Regions from separate parts of the Homo sapiens genome. Here region 2 is linked to region 1. Evidence: chromatin contacts called from ENCODE Hi-C or POLR2A ChIA-PET data. All regions are on one chromosome and are shown on one strand. The core of a region is the stretch at or near the end of the contact, and the rest is flanking DNA. Distances in the headings are between cores, read along the strand shown.

Region 1 (7,884 bases), core at 1,977-4,476:
TCACCAGCTTTGGTGCACTGGGCTTATGAAATTGAAAGAAGTGGCTCTATTCATTATTAATAAGAATATATGGTTGTGTTTAAACTAAATATCAAAGTCCTGGTTGAGTCTTAGGGACCAAGTGACTTCATGATATAAGGTCCCCTTGCTGCCCTTTTATGATTTTCTGCAGAGCTCTTCATACAATTTACAGCCTTGTAATCAGTGGGGTCCTATAGATCAAGGTGTAAGCAGGATAAAATATGTGTTGTTAAACAAAAATTGTGAAACACTCCATTGTGGCATATAAATTACTATTTCTTCCCTACTTTTCTGCTTTCAGATTTATAGCATTTATCTGGAACATTTTTTAATATAGAAGAAAATCCAATTACTTACATTTGTTTAAACAAGGTATGATTTAAAAATATCATTGCTAGGATGTTAAACCTTTGAGCCCAGTGCTGTAGTTGTTCTTGAGCAATACGACTATTGGTTGTTACTACATGAAAAAGTAGTTTTCTTATCATGTCTCTGTACATAATTTGGCAGGAAAATGGGAGTGTCATTTAGTTAGATGTATTACATAGCTAAATAGTTCATTTTATTGCAAATAAAACTGGATACTACATGTCACAAGTCTTTTATTTGCGAACTTATTTAAAAATACTACATCATATATATAGAAAGACAGATAGATACCTAGATAGATAGATAGATAGATAGATAGATAGATAGATAGATAGATAGATAGGTAGATACCAGGTGTAGAAAAATTCTTGGTCCACTTTTCCCCGTATTTGTCAAACTTTGTTTGCATTCATTGAAAATCTGGTAAATTATTTGCCGAATGTTCTGCACTATCAGATACAAATGTTTGGAGACATGATTAATTTTAGGCTTTGAGTATATAAATCATTTTAAAAAAGGAGAATTTTCTTGTTAGCCTAACATTCTGGAGCTCACCCTAACATGGGATGCTATATTGACATTAACTTGAATGGATGCCACTGGTTGGAGAGTTACTAGGAAATGAAGAAAGGTGAAGTTGAGAAAGATATTTCTGTCATCATGAATTAATATTTAAGAGATGATTATGGACACAGATTTAGATCCGTGGGAATGTGAGCACCCCAACACTCTTAAAGCATCGTGGCATTCTCAATAACTTCAGAATCATCTCACACCATAATTAATTAATATTAATACTACTTACACTAAAATAGCATTTATTAAATCTGTCTCCTCTGCTGCGGTAAGTACTTTACTCACCTTATCTCATTTGATCATAGGAAATAATTTTATGAAACAAGTATTATTATCCCATTTTACAAAAGAGAGAACTAAGTCTAAAGTTTCTGCTGAGTGAAGCCCAGGATCGCTCCATCTCAGAGCCCATGTTGTTAATTTCTGTCCTGTAACATCCTTATCCTCAGAGCCTTACCCCATATGATTCTGCTGTTTGGCATCCCCCCAAAAATTTTCTAATAAATGAATTTATTTCTTCTAGAAATTCACCTAAATTTCTTTCTATCTTTTAGTTGAGCCGTACCTGTTAATGTTTAACATTAGTTTTTAAAATTTTTATTTTTAGAAGATAAGCTACCTCCCAATGAATCAAGCTTTCCAAAACTTGTGTGAGTTAGTTTAAATTATTCTCAAAGTAGCTTGAAGGTAAATTGGACTAAGGTGGAATCTTTAGTCAGTTTTACAAGCAAAGGCAAGAAGGGACTTTGAATGGATCTAGCCTTTGCTTTTTAAAAATTTTAGTCACTGTGCTGGGCAGTTTACATCATTTAGACTTCAGAAGATGGTTAGAAAGGTTTCATTAACCCCATTTGAAAGAAAACTGAGATTCGGGCTTGCAGCTATGTAGATGAAGCTAAACCCAGACCATCTTCTGATGTCAAGGACTCCTTCTGTATTACATTCCCTTTAAAGTACTTCCAAAGACACAAAAACTTTGAGTATTTATCTTGTTATTGTTGCTGTTCTCAGTAATCTACAATACCTTGTCAATGCACTCAATATTTTACGATTCTGCTTCCTTAATGGACAGAGGAAAGTATCAAGAATTTATTATGAGAGAAGGATTATGATGATTGATAATAACATTAGCATTCAGGAATTGATTTCACAAAACAAGTTTTTAATATCTGAAAAACTTAAGCAGACATGAAATATTATAGGCTATAATGCTGGGGAGAATAGTCCATTCAGATATACATTGCATTTTAGTTTTTAGACCAGATTAAACAAAGTGTTAGAAAGATAGAAGCAATTTTATAATTTAGCCACAGTGTTTTGATTCTATGTTAAATGGTTTGGTGAAAACTAAAATGCAATGTATATCTGAATGGACTATTCTCCCCAGCATTATAGCCTATAATATTTCATGTCTGCTTAAGTTTTTCAGATATTAAAAAAAGAACAGACTTTCAAATATACTCCATAAAGATTACACCTTTCTGTTTCTCCATTTATTTTCTGCCTTTTCATACAGACAATGTAATTTCATTAATTAACCCAAATGGTCATAAGAACTGTTGCTTACTATTGTGCTATTACTGCTTAATGTTTCTGCAATGTGGTATAATGTAAAATTTTTGCACAGCAAAACTTACCCAGGATGATCAGAAGCTGAATTTCCATGTGTTGGCAGTATGTGTTAAAATTTGACCAGTGTTAAGTCCTGTGAATAAGACTTATGAAACATGCTATAAGAGAAAGATGAACTATCTTAGATAAAATACACTTACTTCTCACTTCTGCTGTTACTAATAGTATTTAGCCTGTCTTATAGTAATTATAAATCAGTGCCCTAAGGCACAGAATAATTAGGTATTTCCCTACATGGTAATAAATGGCCCTGGAATATTTGCCTTTTATTTATTCTGTGTCTTTTGCTATTTTATCATTTTTATTGAATAAAAAGTTACCTTAAAAAAGGATAGAATGAGATGGATTGTTTCATACGAAGCTTATAGAGGCCATTTAACACATCTCAGATTTATGAAATTACTGTTCCCAGAGTTAGCATGAATCCCATTTAACTCAAAAATCACTATCCTTTTGGCCAGGAACTCTGACAAGCTGAATAAATACATAAAGGGGAATCTTGGAAGTGGGTAGACAGACTGGTGACTCATGACGGGGTCAGAGCCTTTGCTATTTGCTTAGAAACAGATCTCTCTCTCTCTGTCTGCCATGAGGAGGAAGTGATGATGGAGAATAGTTAGTTCCAGAGCGGCATGGTCCAGGCAGCTGGAGGGTCAGGGGTTAAACATGTGCTATCTCAGCTATGCTGGGTGCAATAACAACATTAGGCATCAGGAGAAGGATCTATCAGGGCAATTAGTCAAACAGGCCTTGTGGTAGCCCAGATAGTCCCGGCTCTGTTTGCATCTGTTTATCGGTTTGAGATAAGAATCTTTGTGAACCTTTTTGTTACCTTGAGAAAGTAGACACCTGGACGGTAAACATATGACAACAATGTCTTTAAAAATTGATTTTGAAAAATGACTATGGCTCCCAGATGGGATTAAGTAATGTTTAATTCTGGTTGTTAAAAAACACAAAGAAGGGGATGGTGGGAGAGAAAGAACAGAGGGAAGAGGAGAAGTAAGAAGAACAAGACTTTGCTTTTCTCTTTTTTTCTTTTCTTTTCTTTTCTTTTTTTTTTTTTTACATGCTTCTCAGCCTATTCTCCCAAAAGCAGAAGTTACAGAATTGGACTTATTTTCATCAAATACAAAACTTGGCCCAGATGCCTTGGGAAATGGAGAAGATAATTTAGATTGTTGTGGTTTTTCTTTTTTTTCCCCCAAAGATTTTCCTGCAAATGCCACATTTTGCTGTAATGTGTAAACTGACTCAGACATTCAAAACATTTGTCTTTCTTGGTTCACATTGACATAATATTTCTTTCTTCTCTTCTGATTGTAAACTCCTAGAGGATACCATTCTTTTCTCCTGATGTTATCAAACTAAGTTACACTAAACTCAGAAACTCATGAAATGAACTTTTATAAGAACTATCTGTGAATAATTGTAACTGCAGTAAAAACTCCAAATCAGAAGCTTTCAAGATGATAGTTAAACATTTATTTATTTTTATTATATTTATATATGTTTGAGAAAGAGCGTTACTCTGTCGCCCAGGCTGGAGTGCAGTGGTGCAGTGGTACAATCTTGGCTCACTGGAAACTCTGCCTCCTGGGTTCAAGTGATTCTCCTGCCTCAGCCTCCTGAGTAGCTGGGATTACAGGCACCGCCACCACACCAAGCTAATATTTGTATTTTTAGTAGAGACAGGGTTTCGCCATGTTAGCCAGGCTGGTCTGGAACTCCTGACCTCAGGTGATCCACCCGCCTTACCCTCCGAAAGTGCTGGGATGACAGGCGTGAGCTACCGCGCCCAGCCTAAAAATTTATTTTGAACAATAATTTGCAGTGCCCTGAATACACAGGCTCATGCATCTGTACTTTGTTTAGATGTTTCTCCGTGCTTAGAATATTCTTCTGCTTCTACCCACTTTGGCATGAAATTGGATAAGCCCTAAAACTTACCCAGAAGAAGAGAGTGCTTAGGTCTTCACCAGCAGCAAGAAAACTGACGGGTGCATTCTTGTACATCTCTCCTAACCCCGTTAGAGTTTACTTCATAGTCTAATTATCTCATCTGGCATTACAATTTTTAGTTACTTTCAAAACTAGCTTCAAAGGCTGTATTTACATTTCACTTTTTTTCAGGAGAGTAAAGAGTAAAGCATATTTGGGTAGAAAGGTATTCTTTCTTACAACCTTATTTATCCACTCCAAAAAAAAAAAAAAACCAAGCAGAAGAATTAGCTACTCAGACATGTGCAAAGTCTATTTTTATCCCTCTGACAACAACTATCTGTGTGACTTCTGAGTATTTAATGAACCTCTCTGAACCTCACTGTTTTCCTATTTATAAGTTGATAATAAATGCAGGACCTATTTCCTGAGGTTCTTGTGAGGAATCAATGAAAAAGTGGGCAGGAGGTCCTCATGCAGTGTTTAGAATACAGAAAGCATTGTGGAAATGGCCCACCTATAGAATCACTTAGTACCTGCTGAGCAGATACATTGACCTTGAGGTGGATGAATTGCCTTATGTTCCTGATATTCTAAATGTAAACTTACATTATTTTTAAAATTATGGTTTCCATAACAATTAAGATTATTTCATCAGATCGCTTTTTAATTTTTTTTAAATAAACTTTATTTTTAGGGTAGTTTTAAGTTCACAATAAAATTGAGTGGAAGGTGCAGAGATTTCCCATAGAACCTCCTGTCCCCGCATATGGGTAGCCTCCTCCATTATCAAATCCCCCACCAGAGTGATACATTTATTACAATTGAGGAACGTACATTGACACATCATAATCACCCAAAACTCAAAATCTGCATTGGGGTTCACATCCTAAAATTAAAATTTTAGGATATTGAGTACACTCTCAATGGTATCTAGTCATTAATTCAACTATTAATTACTATTTTTATTTAGCAAATTTACTTTTATGAAACTGTGACATTTTCTTTGCTAATAAGATGTGATCTAGTGTTTATCATTTTTATCCAAAATCTATTCTAATTCATTTTTTAAAGGGCATATTATTCTACCACCCACGTGGAGCACACTTGTACCAGGCCCATGTCCTATAATTACATACTTTAAAAGATTAAAACATGTAGGTTTCTGTCAAAATATTAAAAAATGCATTCCTGAACCTTACGATTCATTCCTGCAGGAAGGAAGAAGAAAACTTAAATTACAACTCTGTTAATTTGCCATTGCAAAGCATTTTAAATACAACCCTTTAAAAGTTTTTCTAGACAGATGCTTGTCTTCATTTTTAAGTTATTATTAGACTCTGAGAACACATCAAAGGCCAGCTACAATGCAATCTGCTTTAGCACAGAATTTGGAATAATGAAGATCTGTTTTGGCCCTCAGATTCTCATTTAGAGTTATCTTTCCAGAACAGGCCTCATTATGAAATACTGTTCTGTCAACTCCACTGTGGGTGACATAAGGACCCTGCAGACACTAAGGAAGTGAGTCTACGCTAGGACAGGGCATCTGCATGGAGGAATGTCAGTTTTCATGTCTGAACCTGAACCAGCCAGGCCAACCTGCCAGTCACACGGGGTAAGCCTTAAACCAACAGGAGATCTGGTATCTGTCTTTTCAGAATCAGCTGCTTTTTGAGCTTTGGGATAGAAGTGAAGCAGATGGAACAGAGAATTGGGCAATACAGGTGATATGGTTTGGCTGTGTCCTCACCCAAATCTCCTCTTGAATTATAATCCCCATAATCCCCAAGTGTCATGGGAGGGACCAGGTAGAGGGAACTGAATCATGGGGGCAGATTCCCCCATGCTGTTCTCTTGATAGTGAGTGAGTCTCACGAGATCTGATGGTTGTATTAAGCATCTGGCAGTTCCTCTGCTTGCACTCACTTCTCTCTCCTGCCACCCTGTGAAGAGGTACCTTCTGCCGTGGTTGTAAGTTTCCTGCGGGCCCCCCAAGCCGTGTGTACCTGTGAGTCAATTAAACCTCTTTCCTTTATAAATTACCCAGTCTCAAGTATTTCTTCACAGCAGCATGAGCCTGGACTAATACAACAGGATCAACACATTGAGAGCACAGCCTCCCTCACCTTCTTTGCTCCAGTCACTCTGTCCTCCTCAGTGATCCTCAATGTGATACATTTCCTCCTATCCTGAGGTCTTGGACGTATCACTTTTTTTTTTTTTTTTTGTCTGAACAGCAAGTTTTCCCCTTAACTTGATTAAATAGTTCTCCTTTTCAGTTCTTATTCAAAGTCCGCTTAATTAAGGAATCCTGATCTCCAGACTACACCTGGTGTTTAAATCTAAATCTGATAAATCTAAATCTAAAGTTAAATCTGGTAGATCTAAATCTAAATCTAAAAACTAAGTCAAAATTTATAAATAAATCTAGTATTTAAACTATTATTGCATGGTTTGTCATAAAATATGAATGGGATTATTGTGGTTGTTCAATTAATTCTTGTTTTATCTGGTAAACTCTACTGAGTAGAGTATAAGTTCACGTGGCACAGGTCTTGAGTCTCCTTGGCATTGTATCACTAATACCTGACATGTAGAAGATGCTCAAGTGCTTGTTGAATGAACTAAAGAATATATGTTCTAGGAGCATTAAAGGTAAAAAGGAATTAAAAGTTATTTAATACTTAGATAGACTTTTCTCTGTATAGAAAATGTTATATTAGCCTGACGTTAGAAATTTCAAGAATTCTGATTACAGCATGAAGTAAAATGAAAATGAATAAATGTCACCATGGAAAAGTGACTTTAATTGTGATTCCAAAACTATATTTAAATTTTTGTAATTTTCATAAGGTTAAAGTCAATGTAGACAGTGTCATTTACTCTTGCTTTGTAAGAACTTAGTTATCTGGCTTTCAAGATGAATGAGGGTATCACAGCAAATTCCCCCGTTGCCCCCTACTTATCTTCTTAAAGAAGCCAAAGTGAAATACAAATAAGTGGTGGGAGTTGATGGGATTTGCAAGAATAACAAGGAAAAAGTCAGCAAATATTCAAATTCTTTAGCATTTACCTACAAACTGGGCAAAGTACAGATAATATTAATTTTTGATAATAGTTTACATTGTTACAGCTATTGAGTAAAGAATCTATATATCAAACATAGTATGCCTCTTGAAAATACTCACTGTTTCCTTGTATGACAGTGATGTGCAAAGACAAATAAAAGTTTAAAAATTCATGAGTATTTGTTACTTTAAGTTTTTTTTTTGTTCGTTTTTGGTTCAGGTTATTGAACTGGTTCATTGAAATGATATAGAAAAACTGCTGAAAATCAGATTC
Region 2 (7,884 bases), core at 3,167-5,666, 95 kb before region 1:
TCTTAAGATGACATCGTTTTCTACAGAAACACATTCACAGATATCATCCAGGGCTGAAGTAAAGTATATCCATTGAAACCATCTCAGTCTTGAGCAAAGCAGATGAAGAAAAGCCCCGAGTCCCAAATCTTCAGAATGTTACCAGGACCCTAGATCTACTGTCACCACCTACCATCATCCAAATGCAACACTACTGAAAACCATAAACTTTAAGTAACAGAAGCTTTAAAATCTAAACTCTTGACTCAGTAAAGTGCAAAGAAAAGGCAAGTATAATGGAATACATTAAGCCACCAGAGTTGTTTTTTTAAAAAATAAGGGGAATTTGGCCGGGCGTGGTGGCTCACGCCTGTAATCCCAGCACCTTGGGAGGCCGAGGCGGGCGGATCATGAGGTCAGGAGTTCGAGAACATCCTGGCTAACAAGGTGAAACCCCGTCTCTACTAAAAAAAAATACAAAAAATTAGCCAGGCATGGTGGCGGGTGCCTGGAGTCCCAGCTACTCGGGAGGCTGAGGCAGGAGAATGGCATGAACCCAGGAGGCAGAGCTTGCAGTGAGCCAAGATCATTCCACTGCACTCCAGCCTGGGCGACAGAGTGAGATTCTGTCTCAATAAATAAATAAATAAATAAATAAATAAATAAATAAAATAAATAAAAATAAGGAGAATTTAAAGGGAAATACAAACCTAAAAAAGTCTGTAAAACTATGCACTTCACTCTTTGCTCTTTCATTAACTGTACAAACTGAAGCACACCTATGCAATGTTTTAAAAAATAATAATTGATAGCTAAATGTAAAGTCATTTGGATACTTCTAATACTGTAATCAGATTAAGGTAAGAAAGTAAGACTATGAATTCTAATTCCTAAAATGAAAAGGAAGTTGAATTGTTACATGTTCAATTTTCATATGTGTTTACTGAGTTATTTACAATATCCTCACATAGAATCTAATTTGGAGTTGGAATGTGATGCCTATAAAAACCAAGGTCTTCTATCTTTAATATTCAATGCAAACTTGACAAGGAACCAGAGAACATTTTCAAAGGAGCCCAGGGTACAATTTATGTGTCAAAATAACAGCTCTACCCTCTTGGGTGATGGCTGTTAATATCAGAAGCTGGAGAACAGAATGGTGGAGATACACAGTCTTATTTGGTGTGAAAGCTTGTCACTTTCTGTTTTTGATTTCTGTAAGGCTGAAAGACGATATGCCCATTTGGAGAAAGGCTGTTTAAAGAACACTGTGGTAGACAAAATGGCCATACCAACATCTTACAAATACCACTAAGACCCACTGTCATGTTAACGTGATCCTACAATTCAATCTGGCCAAAACTTTTAAAAGAAAGTTTGGTCATGACAACACTTGTCATCATTTTTTTGGCTAATGCAAAATCCCTCCAAAAGCACAGAAAAAGAAAATGCTTTAATAACGTGATTTCAGGGTTGGTATTCTGCTATTGTCTCATCACTGTGTAGCAAGATAAATGTATTTTTTATTAGCTCTGCTAAAACCAAAACAAACCGTGATAACCAAAGGGCTAGGGGACAAAATAAACCTCATCTGAAATTCTTACAGCGCATTCCTCACTGTGACTGTCTGCAGACTTTATGAGAACTCTAAAGTACACGTCCAGTGTCCTGGTTCCTAATGGTGCCTTTGTCTCTAACATTTATCTCTAAGGACTGAGTTGAATGCATCCAGTGTGGGTGGTGTTTGCTGCATGAGTTGGTCTTTCCTTCCTGCTGTCCTTGCCCTGTCCTGGTCCCACAGTCCCAGCACAGAGGACTCCACTAGACTCTGCCCTCCCTGCTGCTCCTGGTACGGTTTCCTGGTCAGCTGAGGCAACCAGAGGAGCACAAACTTCCCCTTCACTCCATGCCAGGCTGGCAAAAGGAAACCTGCATTGCCCACGGTGGGCTTGACAATCAGTGTTCAACTGCCAAGGGTGTCGGCGGATGGCAGAGCTGCTTCAGGCAGATTCCTCTTTTCTTTCTAGGAGAAATTAAAGAACAATGCTCAAAGGCAAAAATGGTAATCTGGAGTGGCTAAAATGTCCTCCTTTGTCCCCAAAGAGCCCTCACGAGTTTGTCACAAAGCCTAAAAATCCACCACCTGTGAAGTCTTTGTTTCAGTGAAGAGTTGCAGTCACTAGGAAACTGCTACTATGTATCATGAAAGGGTTTACTGATCCATCAGTACCACCGTTGGGATTTCTAAAATAAAAGATAGATTGGCAGGCAAATCCTTAAGAGAAGGGAGACGAGGGAAAAGAGGAGACAGACGGAATGAGTGAGAGGCAGAGAGAGGCGGCTGATATACACCAGGCACTGTGCTAGATGATTTACATACCACATATGTTAACTTCTGAAGTCCGTAATGGCATCTCCAGGTTACACGTAGTAAAACTGGGTTTCCAAAAGTTAAGTAGGTGAGAGAAGAAAGGTAAAGATCCCAGAAATAGGGAGAGAGAGCAGCCAAGGTTGGGCTCCATAGTGAAGTGGCCTCATTAATTGTGGGGCGAAGAGTGCAGGATCAGGCCATTGAGTCCCTGAAGAAGTTCATGAAAACAAAGAGAAAAAGAACAACAACAACAACAAAAAAGCAGGAACTGGATTTGAAGCCCAAACACCACCTCTTGTGCAATTTGGTCCAGAGCTGGTCCAGGCTTCTTGAATGTGAGCACATTTTTTAACTAAAATCCCCAACTGCAGGTTATACCAGAAAAAAAATTAAATTCATTCAGAAACATACCTAGCAATGACCACTGACTTGGTATTAACGCCTTACACATGGTCCTTGAGCCTGTCCAATCATTTTATGATTTCCATGTTCACTCTCCTTACAATAAGCATTTCAAGTGCAGAAGCAGGAAAGCAAAACTCAGCCCATTCAGCGAGACACTGAATGACTTACCTAGGGCAGAACTGGAGCCAAAACTATGCGCTCTGCCTCCAAGCCCCATGATCTTCCCCCAGCAATCATCCCCCCGCAGATCAGCAAGGTCCCATGAACAAAGGCAATGCCTACCCCTACTTCCCTATCTCATCTTTATTTGTCCCCTTATAAAACAGGGAAAGGGCCAAATTCTCAAGGAACCCTCCACAAGCAGAACAAAAACAGCTAATTTCCAAATAAGTAGTCAGGCCTCTTTCTTGTGGTACTCTACAGGCCTTCTGTAACTCACCTGCTGAGAGGACGGCAAGTCATGCTGTTTCTAGGGGAAGTTAACATTCCCCTGATCTCTATAGAAAAAAATAAAAATCAGGCCTTGCGCGGTGGCTCACGCTTATAATCCCGCACTTTGGGAGGCCGAGGTGGGAGGATCACAAGGTCAGGAGTTCGAGACCAGCCTGGTCAATATGGTGGAACCCCGTCTCTACTAAAAATACAAAAAGTAGCCGGCCATGGTGGCGCGCCCCTGTAATCCCAGCTACTCGGAGGGCTGAGGCGGAAGAATCACTTGAACCCAGAAGGCGGAGGTTGCAGTGAGTAGAGATCGTGCCACTGCACTCCAGCCTGGGTGACAGAGTGAGACTCCGTCTCAAAAAAAAAAAAAAAAAAAAAAATGTAAGTCACTTCCCGTGTGCTAGGCCCTCTTCTAAGCCTTTCACAATACTAACTCTTTCAATCCTCACAAACACCCTAACAGCAGGTACTCTAACTATGTGCATTGTACAGAAAGATACTGAGGCAGGGTGATGCAGAAACTTACGCTCCTGAAGAAGTGGCAGAGCTAAGATATAAGCCAATGCAGTCTGGCTCCAGAATCCATGCTCTTAACCAGCATAATGTGGCAACTGGGCACACACACACATTGCAAACACAGAGTGTATGCTTTTCTAGAAAGCCTCAAGTTGGTCTAATAAAGGAAGATGCCGAAGGAAGCTTCGAGATTCCAGGTATCTTTGGAGCTTCTATTACAAGCAGACACCCACCAGGGATGGGGAAACCACAGCGTTCAGGAAACTGTCCAGTGTCCATGGGATTCTGAGGGGGACATGTCAAATGTGGCAGCTCAAATATGATGCTTTCACCCACTTTCATGAAGCCCAAACTTTATGCACGTGTTTGCAGGTATCTTCCCCCAAACCCAGCCCCTCTGATAAAATTACCTTGAAGTGAAAGCATAAATACATTTTTCATTTAAATATGTTCTAACCGATGTGTCCTTCCCCCAACTTTCAATGACACTGTTTCAATCATGAGAAATTTTGTGTGACCCATGGAAACTATGTTGATTACTTTTTAGGCACAACAGAAATATTAATACTGCCTCAAAGTTCTGTGCTGTATTACTCTTCATCTGGCAGAAACGGAAGGCTTTTTCATCATGACTAATTCACAAATGACCAAACTGAAAAATATTTATGTTTGCTTCATTCCTGGGAAGCTAATACATAGAAGGGATATGTTCTTTTTTTTTTTTTCATGCTGAAGATTTCATAGTATCCAACACTGAGACTATTTTTCAGCCACGAGATGACACTTTCTTCCCCTGCAACCAGGCCAGGAATATAAACCTTGTATATTCCACCGTATGTATTTGGATCAACTACTGAAGAATACGAAATATTGCATTTTCCAAAGTGCTTTCACCTAAATAGCTGCAGAAATTTCTATCTTGCACACACACACACACACACACACACACAACCATGGAAGTTAAGAGGACTGAGTGTTCCTTTAGGATTCAACTTGAGAATTTACCTTTGATTATCTTACAGGCTGAGCATCAAGATAATTTTCTTGATTCCTTTATGAAGTCATTTTATTCTCAGAAAACAGTCCCTGATTTCAGTCTAAAGCAGAATAATACTTTGTTATGTTTGCTTCTTTTTTTCCTCAATAAAATCCTCTCTTGAAAGTCTCTACAATCAGACTCAACAGGCATCCGGTGAAAACCATCTTCCCTGACCCACGCATGTGTGGCTCATCAGGCCCTCAACCAAAATGAATTAGGCCAAGTATCATTGTGATAGTGGGTCTCTAACCAGGTAGAATCTGTTTTGTCTCCTGATCTCCAGTGTATGAATCATCAGATTACTTCATGGAAAAAACTACTGCTGGCATAATAGCACTTGCAAATTTCCCTAATTGTGTCATTTTCCTATACAGGTTTACTTGTTGGCATGGCTTAGATTTGGCAGAGGACAAAGACTCATGTTTCTTATTCTAATGATTGGTGGGAACATCGGGGTGGGAGGGGTGGCAGTTGACAAAAAAATCGGTGTATTTTGCTTATTCATCCTTTCATCCTCTACTGAAATCATTCCCCAAACAATGAAGTTTCTGTCTGGAGGACTAACAAAGCAATGTGTTTTCTCCATTAAGATAAGACCTCATGGTGGGTATTTTATCATAAATTCCATTTCAGGTTCCAAGGCCCCATGGATTCAATTGGTATGAAGTTATCAGTGTCACATCAAGCACATTTTCCCTCTTGACCTAAATTAGCTTTCAATCTAGGATTCTTTTAATGCTACTTCCAAGAGTCTTTCAAGCATGACAACTCGAAATGCCAACTTTTATTTTAAAAGCTAACGATGTGTATTTTAAAACCAATAACCTCACCACAAGAAGCTTATATATCTTAATACATCTCCATGCATATGGTTTCTAAAATCATTCAAAAATTTAAATAAATAAAAAAAATTTTGATCACTAACCATGCATGTAATGGAGAGGTAGTAATATCACTATTAATAATATTGGGAAACTATCGGGGTCCCAGATGCCACATAATATTCTGAATAGCAACATCAAGGTCATTATTTTTACATCCAGCCCAATAAAACAATTGTAGATTCCACCTGTCACATATCCACACTTCAACTTAAAATGAATGTGACAGATTACTTATGAGACAAATAGCAGCACACAAGTGATGTTATGACAAAAGCTATTTTGATGACTGCATACATACTCAGGTTATTAATATCACTCCTATGCAAAAACAATATATGACACTCCAGGCTGCATATGCTATTTGGGTCAGGAAGGCTTTCATTATCTTCGTTCAGAAAATAAAACAAAACAAAACTGTTTTTCAAAGTAAAGTAGTTCATTCCCTTTCCCAAGATCCCTGAAAGGAATGGAGGTGACGAAAATGGAAATCTGGTTTAAAATAACACTTTAGGATTTCTGTGGCTTTGTACCACTGACTGTTATACATACTATCTTACAAATTGCATACCAAGACTGGCAGAGTTCATAACTTTGTTGCTCTTTTCTTGCTATCATAGAAATGGTAAGGCAGAGAGCCAAGATAACTAGTGATCATAGGATGAGTCTCTTATCTCCTTCACTTGATAAAACTAGTGATCACATGATAAATCTTATCTATCTCACATCACAACCAAAAACCCCTTTGAGATCAGTGCTATTACAATTCTCATCGTCCAGATGTAGGAGCTGATTTGCAGAGGATGCGAAGCTGCACAGTTTAAGAACTATTACATTACATTACATACAGTTTGTTTCAATCATGCTAGGTATAGTAGTATTTTTCTGTAATAGAGTTACCCACGTCTTCAAAAGACACAGAAAACGGTGTGCATGACAGAATCTTACTTTCAAATACTGCCTTTTGATGTTATCTGAGAGCCTCATAACCCACCAGAAAACTAGCCCTTTTGCCAATGTCAAAATATCCTTTAATAAATCTTCCACGAATACATTTGGAACAATCTTGGTTGGTCCAGTGGAAATGTAATGACTTAGGCTTTTAATTACCTAAATATATTTTTAACCCGGGTTACTGGTGATTGTATTTACTTGTTTAATTTTTGATTGCTTTCTATTTCTCTAAGACGATTCATTTGTACTAAAATGAGGTAAACCAGTGTTTCTTTTAATACTCCCAAATTTTACTCAACATATGGGTTAAACATTGTTAAAGCTTCTAAACTGATATAGGCAATTGAAGCCAATCCAAGCAATACATATTCGAGTAATACATAGTCACTGGCCAAATCAATTCGTGGGTTATGAGAAAACAATGCCATTTGGCTGAAATATTCCCTATGTACAGGCAGAGAAGAGCAGGTAGCCAAGTGCCACTTTGGTGTTCTGCCATGTCAACATTCAAAACAGGGCCATAGAAAAGCAAAACGCTCTGTCCACCCTCTCCTTCCCTTAATAAGTTCATCTATGTAGGAAGAGGACAAGTGCCCTGACTTCTGGCTGTCCACGTAAGTGTCAAATGTAGGGGCCCTTTCACACTAGGGCTTCTACATGAGTGTCTCCCTTTAAACTCTCATGTCTTCCCTGGAATTTAGATCAATTATCATCCATTGAGTTATGTACAAATAGCAGACATACTCATGGTCTCCACCTAAGAGGAAATAGAACATTTCACTTTTCTTGAGAGAAAAGTCAACTTTATCTATTTTTTTGTTTGTCTGTTTTTCTATTTTAAGATTACATAAAGTACTAGGGTTTGGAGGTAAGAGATCTGAGCCAAGTCATGGTTTTGCTGTGTCCGCACCCAAATCTCATGTTGAATTGTAATCCCCACATTGGAGAAGGGGCCTGGAAGGAGGTGATTGAATCATGTAGGTGGACTTCCCCCTTGCTGTTCTCATGATAGTGAATGAGTTCTTGGGAGATCTGGTTTTTTAAAAGTATGTGGCACTTCCCTCTTCTCTTTCTTCCTCCTGCTCCACCATGTGAAGAAGGTGCCTGCTTCCCCTTCGCCCTTCTTCCACAACTGTAAGTTTCCTGAGGCCTCCCCAGCCATGCTTTCTGTGCAGCCTGAGGAACTGTGAGTCAATTAAACCTCTTTTATTCATAAATTACCCAGTTTCAGGTAGCTTATTACAGCAGTGTGAGAACAAACTAACACAAGGTGTGTGGGACTCAATGTATCTGGCATT

The links. A loop is a pair of places that touch in the nucleus more often than their neighbours do. ChIA-PET counts read pairs that join two places held with the same protein, here RNA polymerase II (POLR2A). Pooled maps may share reads with other maps.
Region 2: a map of endothelial cell of umbilical vein shows a loop between it and region 1 (10-fold over the local background). The contact joins two enhancer-like sites. A Hi-C loop is called at or near these places in 1 of 168 maps with a recorded cell type or tissue (endothelial cell of umbilical vein) and 1 of 50 pooled maps. POLR2A ChIA-PET finds 5 or more read pairs at or near these places in 1 of 52 experiments (AG04450).

What each region holds. Positions count from the first base shown.
Region 1 is chr14:85,467,258-85,475,141 of GRCh38, reverse strand. No RefSeq gene overlaps it. Among named protein-coding and RNA genes, the nearest start is that of FLRT2, 59 kb to the left of the region's middle. Within about 2 kb of position 3,226, at least 3 of the 41 ENCODE cell types and tissues checked have a DNase peak (open chromatin) inside an H3K27ac peak, as active enhancers do; they include endothelial cell of umbilical vein, where a contact is called at or near this core.
Region 2 is chr14:85,563,328-85,571,211 of GRCh38, reverse strand. The region is part of intron 1 of FLRT2 (fibronectin leucine rich transmembrane protein 2); the gene reads right to left. Among named protein-coding and RNA genes, the nearest start is that of FLRT2-AS1, 36 kb to the right of the region's middle. RefSeq lists an enhancer at 1,826-2,344. Within about 2 kb of position 4,416, at least 3 of the 41 ENCODE cell types and tissues checked have a DNase peak (open chromatin) inside an H3K27ac peak, as active enhancers do; they include endothelial cell of umbilical vein, where a contact is called at or near this core.